Regions from separate parts of the Homo sapiens genome. Here region 2 is linked to region 1. Evidence: chromatin loops called from intact Hi-C (ENCODE). Cell type or tissue: OCI-LY7. All regions are shown on one strand. Each heading gives the region's core, and the rest is flanking DNA. Links, peaks and the distances in the headings are about the cores only.

Evidence for each region. Hi-C counts contacts between places; a loop is a spot of excess contacts. Peaks named below come from ENCODE experiments on the same cell type or tissue, not always from the same donor. Only the 100,000 strongest peaks of a DNase experiment are listed, where the experiment ranks them.
Region 2: it touches region 1 in a loop (4-fold over the local background); 11 of 110 quality-filtered maps call a loop at or near these places.

Annotation. Positions count from the first base shown.
Region 1 is chr1:245,040,571-245,045,952 of GRCh38, reverse strand. All of the region lies in intron 3 of DRC8 (dynein regulatory complex subunit 8), which reads right to left. It also overlaps the pseudogene RNU6-999P. Among named protein-coding and RNA genes, the nearest start is that of EFCAB2-AS1, 72 kb to the right of the region's middle. In OCI-LY7, for the core only: a CTCF peak has its summit at 3,097 (motif pointing right); a DNase peak (open chromatin) is centred at 3,102.
Region 2 is chr1:244,918,142-244,923,523 of GRCh38, reverse strand. No RefSeq gene overlaps it. Among named protein-coding and RNA genes, the nearest start is that of DRC8, 49 kb to the left of the region's middle. RefSeq lists a silencer at 4,521-4,880. In OCI-LY7, for the core only: CTCF peaks have their summits at 4,624 and 4,825; DNase peaks (open chromatin) are centred at 1,893, 2,353, 3,383, 4,603 and 2 weaker places; H3K4me3 peaks cover 3,458 bases; H3K27ac peaks cover 4,300 bases.

The DNA.
Region 1 (5,382 bases), core at 196-5,195:
TTCCAGCCTAAGTAACAAAAGGACCAGAGGCTACTCCCTTTGCAAACTCACTACCTTTTCTGGTAGGCAGATGGGAAATTGGCTGTCTGCAACAAACCAGACTGACTGCGGGTTGAGTCTTCGTTTGCATCTTTGTTCACTCCGGCCTCTGAATGGTTGCTGTCCACAACCAGTCAGACCGATGGCTGCTGTCCACAACCAGTCAGACTAATGGCCTGCCAAGTCTGTTTGCACAGAGGTATAACTTTGTAACTTCACCCTAGCCTCTGATTGGCTGCGAAAACCAACTCCTGTTTGCACAGGGGTGTGACCTTTGTAACTTCACTTCAGCCTCTGGTTGGCTGCTTTCTGCAACCATTCAGACTGACTGTGGGCTAGCACTTCATTTACATGAGATGGACGTGAAGTGGCCAATGGAAAACTGCTAGCGGGTATTTGGACCCAAGAAGATTCTGCATCTGGACCCTGGAGCTGCTGCTCTGGCCCACTCCCACACTGTGGAGTGTACTTTCATTTTCAATGAATCCCTGCTTTTGTTCTTTTGTTGCTTCATACTTTGCTTTGCTTTGCTGGGCATTTTGTCCAATTCTTTGTTCAAAATGCCAAGAACCTGGACAACTTGCAGTCACAACCCTCGACCAGTGACAAGGCAAGGTGGCTCACACCTGTGATCCCAGCACTGTGGAAGGCTGAGGCGGGAGGACCACCTGTGTCCAGGAGTTCAAGACCACCCTGAGCAATACAGTAAGAACCTGTTTCTACAAAAAAATGTAAAATTAGCCAGGCATGGTGGTGTGTGGCTGTAGTTCCAGCTACCCTGGAGGCTGAGATGGGAGGATGACTTGAGCAGGTGAGGTTGAAGCTGCAGTGAGCTCTGTGATGCTGCCATCACACGGCAGCCTGGGTGACAGAACAAGACTCTGTCTCAACATAAATAAATTCAATTAAATTAAAGCAACCTTTTAAAACCATTTTTAACATTATTAAAATTATTAAAGAATTTAAATTATTGAAGTTATCTTTTCAAAAAACTATTTAAAAAACTGAAACCAAGCCAGCCATGGTGGCTCACACCTGTAATCCCAGCACTTTGTTGGGGCTGGGTCGGGGGAGGGGGTACCGAGGTAGGTGGATCACTTGAGGTCAGGAGTTCAAGACCAGCCTGACCAACATGGTGAAATGCCATCTCTACTAAAAATACACAAACACACACACACAAATAGCCAGGCGTGGTGGCAGGCGCCTGTAATCCCACCTACTAAGGAGGCTGAGGCAGGAGAATCCCTTGAACCCGGGAGGTAGAGCCGAGATGGTGCCACTGCACTCCAGCCTGGGCAACAGAACGAGACTCCGTCTCAAAAAAAGTAAATAAATAAATAAATAAATAAATAAATAAATAAATCCAGCCTGGGCGACAGAGTGAGACTCCGTCTCAAAAATAAATAAATAAATGATAAAATAAAATAAAAAACTGAAACCAATGTAGTAAAATAAAATTAAAATCGTTTTTTAAAGTTTAATAATTCCTTCTTTTGTTAAGTTTTTGGAGTAGAGAAAAAACATATAAACTCGTTTTGCATATAGTAATGGGCTGGTTATCACTGGCTCCTCATAGGCAAAAAGTCCTGATTTGGATCCTTTTTTATTTCCATTGTGGTTTTATTTCCATTGTTCCAAGATCGATTTCAAGCTGCCAATTACAAACATGAAATCACTAAAGGTGGAGTCTGGAAGAAATGACAATAGCATACCATTATATGGTACATCCACCACACATACACTAGACACAAATAACCTCAAAGTATGAGTAAAATATAATAAAGTAATTACGAAGTGGTAAATTGTATTTATTACAATTACCTTTCTTTTTGTCATTGTTAATAAAAGCATTTATTTTGCATTTAATACAGAATAACCTGAAAAAATATGGAACGCTTCACAAATGTGTGTGCCAGCCTGTGTAGGTGCCACGCTCATCTTCTCGATGTTGTTCTGATCTTAGATAAGTGCTGCTGAAGAAAGCACCCTTGTTTTTTAATATAACTGAATTGTCTATATAATTTATTTCTAATATAAACTAGCTTTAACAATAGTTTGCAGAACTCCTGAAATTTAGCCATTAGCTCTTGTGAGCTGGGATAAGTCGGCACGGTCTGGCTCCAGCACACCACTGACGCTGAGAGTCAAAATCACTTCATTCAGACAGCTAAAGAGGCCTTCCTGGGGCCGTCCCTGCACGGGTTCATCTCCTCAACAGCGAGAGTGGCCAGGAGCAACTCACTCAGTATTCTACCATGTACACAAAACAGAAATCAAATACTACTCTTGAAAATAAAATGTTGTCCCTTTGAAAAATAATTTTCTTCCTTTTAAATCGATTTCATGGGATTAAAAAAACGCTAACTCCTCAATTTTGGTAGGCTTTTGAAAGAAAGTGAAAATCAACTGTTCCATATAAAGTATTTAAAATATGCTGAGACATTTGATTTCTTTTTCTTTCTTTCTTTTTTTTTTTCCTTTGAGACAGAGTCTCGCTCTGTCGCCCAGGCTGGAGTGCAGTGGCATAATCTCGGCTCACTGCAACCTCCGCTTCCCAGGTTCAAGCAATTCTCCTGCCTCAGCCTCCCAAGTAGCTGGGATTACAGGTGCCCACCACCATGCCCAGCTAATTTTTTGTGTTTTTAGTAGAGACAGAGTTTCACCATGCTGGCCAGGCTGATCTCAAACTCCTGACTTCAAGTGATCCGCCCGCCTAGGTCTCCCAAAGTGCTGGTATTGCAGGCGTGAGCCACCGCACTCAGTCAACATTCGATTTCTTTTGTCAACGTAGATGTCTTATATTGATAAGAAGTACAAACTAACTCCAAAAGCCTTTATGGTTACAAGTATTAAAAATGTTTTTCTGTACCTGTGCTATATATATAGTAGTGGGCATAGGAGTAAGACTATTTGGAGCAAATGAGCCCCAATAAGGTGGCCCAATCGTGGTGTCATCATTTAATTATGTATAGCATTTGGACCACTTAAAATGTTTGACCCGGGGAAGCTTGGTTCTTGGCAGGCTGGCATTTAGTGGGTGTAGTATCAAGTTCCTGACACAAGGGGGAGCCAGTGCCATTGAGCTAGGCTGTGACTTCAGTTTAAGGGCAGCCTAAGGTCAAAAACACCAAAGTGAAGACCAGATTCAGAATATTTCACACAATTATAAGAGACAAAAAAAAATAGGCAAAACATTTTACCTGCTCTATTAAATAGCTAATATTATGCTAAGGATAAGAGAACATTTAAAGCAATCCAAAAATGTCTAAGGACAAAGCAGGATCTGAAAATGTTTTCATTCATTTAACAAATATTTGAACCCTATGATGTGCTGGTATCGTTTACAGAACAGCAGAGAACAAAATAAAGACCTCGCCCTTACGGAGGGCATTTTTCACACATGTACCTTATTTTGGAAAAGCCATGAAATGAAGGTAAAATAATGACGAAATCTCTTTCTTCAGCAGAGCTATTCTGTTCAAAAAAGGCCTCTTTTATCCAAGGTCCCTCTAATCAAGAGATCGTGTCTCCACTGCTAAGATATGCTTCCTGAACACCTGGTTCTAACTTGCTGCAGTGTTATTTCTTATATAGTCCTATGTGCTAGAGTTTGTAGCCCCCTAAAAAACTCTGGATCTCCTGTATATCATTAAAAACAAAAGCTCTACAAAATACTGGATATTACAGAGTGACTGAGAAACAATTTAACCACACGGTCACTTTTCATGTGCCATGGCGCAGGCACTCCGCAGCATTGCGATTACTATGAATTAGACAAAATCCCTGCTGTAATGGAACTTACAATCAAGGGAGTGAAAGAGTAAACATAAATAAATCTAAGCGAATTTTAGGTAGTGATAAATACAATGAAGAGATCAGCACCATACCCATGATTGTCATAGCTCTATCAGTTTGCTAGGGCTGCCATAACAAATTACCATAGACTGTGTGACTTAAACCACAGAAATTGATTTTCTCGGTTCCGGAGGCCAGAGGTCCCAGATAAAGGTGTCAGCAGGTCGGCTGCTTCTGGGGCCTTCCTCAATTTGTAGGCGCCACTTTTTCTCCCTGTGCCCTCACCTGGTCACCCCTCTGTGCGCGAGCATCCCACTGTCTCTCTGGGTGTCCAAACTTCCTCTTCTTAGGAGGACACAAGTCAGATTGGATTAGGGCCCACCCCAATGGCCTCATTTTAACTTAATCACCTCCCTTTTGTTTGGGCTTTTTAACTTAATCACCTCTTTAAAGACCTTATCTCCAACTAAGGTTTCATTCTGAGGTATACTGGAGGTTAAGACTTTAAAACACGAATTTGGAGGGGACGTAATTCAGCCCATAACAATAACAATAATGACATCTTACAACTTACTGCCACCACCAAGCTTGCCTGGCCACCATTCCCTCTTGCCTGCACCACTGCAATAGACCACAGGCTGTCATTCTGCTTCTGCTCTTGATGGCCATCTCAATCCATTCTCACAGCAGCCAGAACAATCTTTTTAAAATGAAAATCATAACATGTAATGCCCTGCTTAAAACCCTTCAATGGCTTTCTGGTCAACTTCTTCCTGATCAACTGCACCGAGAAACTTCTTTTTCACAGCATGTAATGCTCTACGTCATTTGGCCCTGCCAACGTTTTTGGCTTGATCTTACACCACTCTCTAGCGACCTCACAGGTACACTATCCTCTTTGCTTTTCTCCAGCATCCTAATCCTTTCCCCTTCAAAGGGCCTTTATATTTGCTCTCCCCTGCTTCACACAGCTGACTCCTAATCTTAAAGTTCTTATCTCGAAAATTACTTCCAGAGACGCACTCCCTGACCAGAACGTCTAAACTATTCCATCCCACCTAAACACACCCCAATTCTCTAATGTATTATCCTACTTTATTTTCTTTATAGCACATTTTGTTACATCATCCTGTTTTATTTACAGTGTAGCATTTATTACTATTTGAAATTGTATTTATTACTTGTTTACTTTTCTATTATCCACCTTTTTCCTCTAAAATATAAGTTCCTGGAGGGCAGAGGCTTTGGCTTTCATTGCTATATTCTAACACCTAGAAAAAGCTCACACTTAATAAGAAATCAAATATTTGTTGAGTAATTCATGTTTGTGTGTTTGTTTTTTATAGACAGGGCCTCACTATGTTGGCCAGGCTGGTCCTGAACTCATGGGCTCAATCGATCCTCCCGCCTCAACCTCCCAAAGTGCTGGGATTACAGGCATGAGCCACCGTGCCCAGACAATAATTAATTTGTAGAACACTTTATAGCTTGAAAAATGCCTTTCACTTAAACAGTACTTTCATATATATCCACTCATTTAATTCTAAT
Region 2 (5,382 bases), core at 220-5,219, 120 kb after region 1:
TGGAAGAAGCCAGCACTAGAGTGAAAGTTATTCTCTGAGAACATTAAGAAGCACCAAAATGTTGTGAATGAGCTCAGCAGATTGGTAGTTTGATACACTGAGAAAGAATGAGTTCATAGAAGAGGGATAGTCTGTATGTATCTATAAAAGTAAGTTGCTGAATTATTCCACATAAATTCATTAAGTGCCTACCATGTGCCAGAGGCATATTACCCTGGGTGCATATAACAGGAGGAGGTATAGTTAAATACCAAGAATTCAGAGGGACAAAGGTATTACAATGAGTCTCTAGAGGACTAGAACTTTCTAGAAAAAAAGGAGTCAATGAACAACCACAAATGTCTCATCTACTAAGCAGACACGGTCTCTGTAGGGAGGGACGCTATGGGCTTGATGATATTTAGAGAATGGTTTATCAAAGTTCCATTTTGTGTCAGGCTAGGTGCTTTACATTCATTAAATCTGGCCCGCACGATAGCTCAATGGGATATATCTGTTACTATTTGCAGTTTGCAAATGAACAAACTGAAGCTCACGAAAGCCAAGGTCTCACAGCCAGAGTCAGAGGTGAGATTTTAATGCCCATTCTTGCTCCGCTACAGTCCACGGCCTCCACAGCCAACCAAATCATGCTCACCAAATCATGCTCACCAAATCATGCTCACCAAATCATGCTCATCAAGCAAACTTCTGATTTAATTTGACGTCACATGTAGGAGAAATGCTCTGGTTAGTCAATCTAATCTTACTTTACTAGGCAGTTGTAGTAATAATAAAAATATTGACTGATAGCATATATTGAACATTCGTTGGGCGCCAGGCTAAGAATTCCATGTGCGTGGATTAGAAACTATTATCCCTCCTTTACAGATAAGAAAACTAAGGCATAAAGGATGTTAATAACTTGCCTGGTGGCACACAACTATGAAGAGAGAGAGTCTGTGCTCTTGATCATTCTATGTATTGTCATCTAACATACACAATATTATTGAAAATATGACTTATTCATTTAAATAATATGTAGTGAGCACCTACTCCATGGCTTGGGGCTTGCTGGGAGAATATCAATGAAGTATAAGACCTAGTCTCTGTCTTGTAAATATGTACAGTTTAAGTGAGGAGGCAAGACATACGTAGTAAAATTATTGGATAACAATCAAGCTTTGTATATAATTAAGTATTGAATTGATTAGTGCAACCAACAAGGGCATTGAGATTTCAGAGAAGAGGAGCTCATTGAGCTCCGAAGCAGAGAAGAAGTTGGGGTTGAACAGAACCCAGCAGAAGAGAGAGAGGATTCTAGGAAAGAAATGAGAATGGTGTCTAGCGGAAAGGGACCTACTGGACCCAGTGGGTAGAGCAGTAGGATCCACAGGCAACTTCCTTCACAGCCTTACCTCTGACATTTTCAAGTTCAGAAGCGCCCTTCTTGGGCTGCTGATCCAATGCTCTTTCCAATTCAACTTTTTTTTTTTTTTTTTTTTTTTGAGACAGAGTCTCGCCCTGTTGCCCAGGCTGGCCTGGAACTCCTGCGTGATCCTCCCTCCTGAGTAGCTGGGATTACAGGCATGCATCACCCTCTGGCCAATTCAGCTTAAAACAAGAAAGTGCCAACACGGTAGCCTGAGCTTCTGAGTTTAACCCCTTCATCTCCTAAATTAGCTCCTAAGAGATTCAGGGACTGGGAGACTGTATGTCACCGGAAGGTAAAGCAAAATGTGTCTTGTTCATCACCATATCCCAGCGCCTCTAACAGAGACTGCCTCTTGCAGGTGCTCAATAAATGTTTATTAAGGAAGGAAAGAGCCTGCATAGCTAGCTGTCACTGTAGCCCAGTGGTTAATAATGTGAGGGGCAGCAGGGTGGGGTGGAGCCCAAACTCCCAGCTTAACATCTGGCTCTGCCGTGTGCCAGCTGTGTGATCTTACACAGTCACTTCACCTGCCTGTATCTCAACTTTCTCATCTGTAAAATGGGTCCTATGAGAGTATCTTCCTCATAGGGTTATTGTGAGTATTAAATGAATTAATAGACACAAAACACTTAAAACAGGGCTGGCATCTATTAAGAGCTACTTATGTTGCTCTTATCAGTAGACTGGCTCCAAAGCCAGACCACATGGATTGAAGCCTATCTTTGCTGTTTATGAAGAGAGTGGCTTCTCTGAACTTCAGTTTTTCCATTTGTAGTGTGGATATTATACTAACATAATAGTATCTATCTCATAAGACTATTGTAAGGATTAAATGAGTTAAAAGCATACAAAGCACCTAGCACAGGCCCGGAGCATCCCTCGATAATATAAGACAGTTACTCTCCTTGCTTAGTCACTGGGCTTTTCCTCTTACTCCACCACTGCAGCTGGCAGGTGGTAGCACATGTCTGAATTAGGCAAGACTTTATTTATGGAGTTTGTGTAGTTCTACCACTATCAGTTCCTCTTCGGCTTCCTTCTAGGGTAATCTGTACTTTAAAATAAATTTTAGACTTTTTATTATGCAATTTCCAAACATATATAAAACCAGACAGATGAACACAGTGAACCCCCAGGTACCCATCTCCCAGCTTCAATGATTATCCATCATACCACAATTACTTTCTCTCCTTACTGCCACTAGGTTATTTTGAAACAAATTCGAGATACAATTTCATCTATACTATTTCACTATGCGTCTTTAAAATCGAAAGAATATTTTTTAACATAACCACAATCATATTGCCACTCCTACGCATTTTTATAGTAATTCCTGCATATCATCAAAAAGCCAGCCAGCATTCAAATTTCCTTGATTTTCTCATAAATTATTTTATTTTACTTTTGCTTTTTTTTTTTTTTTTGAGATAGGGTCTTGCTCTGTCATTCAGAGTGCAGTGGTGTGATCCTGGCTCACTGCAGCCTCAATCGCCCAGGCTCAAGCAATCCCCCCATCTCAGCCTCCCAAAAAGGTGGTACCACAGGCATGTGCCACCACGCCTGGCTAATTTTTTAATTATTTGTAGAGACAGGGTCTCACTATGTTACCCAGGCTGGTCCTGAACTCCTGGCCCTCAAGCAATCCTTCTGCCCCAGCCTCCCCAAATGCTGGGATTACAGGCATGAATCACTGTGCCCAGCCAAATTATTATTTTTTAATTTATTATTTTTATCATGGTAAAATACACATAACATAAAATTTACCATCTTATTCATTTTTAAGTAAACAGTGGTATTAAATCCATTCATAATGTGCAACCATTACCATCATCCATCTCCTTAACTCTTTTTTTTACAATCTAAAAAAAAAAACAAAAAAATACCAGTATCCAAACAAAGTCCGGATGTTGCTTTTGTCTGAAGTTTCTTGGTCTCTTCTGACCCTAGAGGAGTTTCACGCCCTCCTTCTCTACCCCCTTGCAATCTATTGTTGAAGAAACTGAATGATGCGTGCTGTAGAGTTTCTCACTTTCTAAATTTTGCTGATTTTGCTTCCCCATGATGTCATTTAATATCTTCCTCTGACCCCTGGAATATTACATAGTCTTTCATAATACGTCAAAGACTTCTATGGTTGTGTCAGAAGGCTACAGGAGCCCTGGCTGAAAGTGGGGTATTTGGGCCATCAAATAAATAAGTAAATAAATACTGTAGCATATTAAGACACATCAAGTATGGTAACATCCACCGGTTGAGAGTAATGCTCCAAAAATAGATGGATTGGTCACCTTTGGAGAGTGCTAAGGAAACAACTCTTTATTCCAAAAATAAAGAGTAAGGATCAAGTATTTATTTTGCCCTTCCTGTATGAACTGTATTTAGGGTAGCCAAATAATTGATGGGAAAAGATCCTGCTGATACATGAAAGAAATGATAAATTAAAATATTGCCATTTTGCAACCTCTAATGAAATGAAGTATCTAAGCAATGATTATCAATGGCTGCTGAAACCACAGGTGAAGAGCTGAAGGAGAACTTTATAATGGACATATCGGGTTGACAGGATCCGAGCCCACTGATCAATCTTAACATCCCTGAGAGACACCCCAGCAGGTATGATGCGCACTGGATGTGACACAGTAGGAAGTCTGCAGCCTATGAAACAGACATACCAAAACAAATCTGAATCTGAGCAAGCCTCTCTGTGTAGCTCCCAGCTCGAAGGTAGTTTGTACTTTTTTTTCCAAAATGAGCAAATACTAAATAAAAAGCCAACAAAAATCCTTAGGCACATGTCCAACTGAACACCTCCTCATGGTGAGTGCGGGAAAACAGTCCTAGTCAGTACATTTGGGCCCCCACAGTTATAAAACCATCACATTCCCGAGGTGAGAATAGTTCTGCATATAACAAGTGGAAATTGCAGAGCGGAGGGGGCTTTGGACTTTTGGATGAGCACGGAGAATCTTTGTTTATCCTAATCTACAAGGTAAACTCGTTTCACACATGACACGGCTTTCAAATACATGGCTACTGCGTTCAGGAAAACGGTGTGACAGAGGCAAGCTGGCATCTGACAGCGGAATCATCCGTCAAGAATCCCTGGCGACGTGAGAGAGAGCGGAGGTGGCTCTGACGCGCCCACGCGGCTCGGGTAGTCTCCGCAGCCCCCGCGCGCACGTGGCGCGGTGTGGGTGTGCGCGCCCCCGAGCTGCCGGCTGCGCCGGTGCGCGCAGTTGTCAAGTGGGCTGGTGCCTGTCCCCGCCTGCCTCCCCGGGTCCCCGCCTGCCTGCCCGGGTCCCCGCCTGCCTCCCCGGGTCCCCGCCTGCCTGCCCGGGTCCCCGCCTGCCTCCCCGGGTCCCCGCCTGCCTCCCCGGGTCCCCGCCTGCCTCCCCGGGTCCCGCCGCGTGGTGCCCAGGAAGCGCGGGGCTCCTCGCACACGCTGCCGGCCTCATTATTTCTTTAAACCTGTTCGTATTTATAATCCAATTCCGGAAAACCCAAGACCCATAGGCTTCTCCCTCCCTACGCTCCAGTCTCAAATTCTGCATTCCTGGGTAAAGCCATGTAGATGCGGATCTCATTTTGACAGATAACTAAATTACATATATTTCGAAAACCCGCAACTCTCATAAGATTTTTACCAGCTGGCCACCAGTGCCCAACATATTGCACATTTTGGAGTCGTTTAGTTCTCCACTTTCTACTTACGAGCACTGGTACCTTTTTTTTTCTTTTTTAATTTATTTCAGGGATCACATGAAAAAATATGAATTACAAGGAATGAAATTTCAATACAAAAATGAGTCCTAGATTCTTACCTTAGGTGGACTCTAATTATTATTATTATTATTATTATTATTATTTTTTTTTTTTTTTTTTTTTTTTTTTTTTTTTTGAGACAGGGTCTCGCTCTGTCGCCCAGGCTGGAGTGCAGGGGCGCAATCTCGGCTCACTGCAAGCTCCGC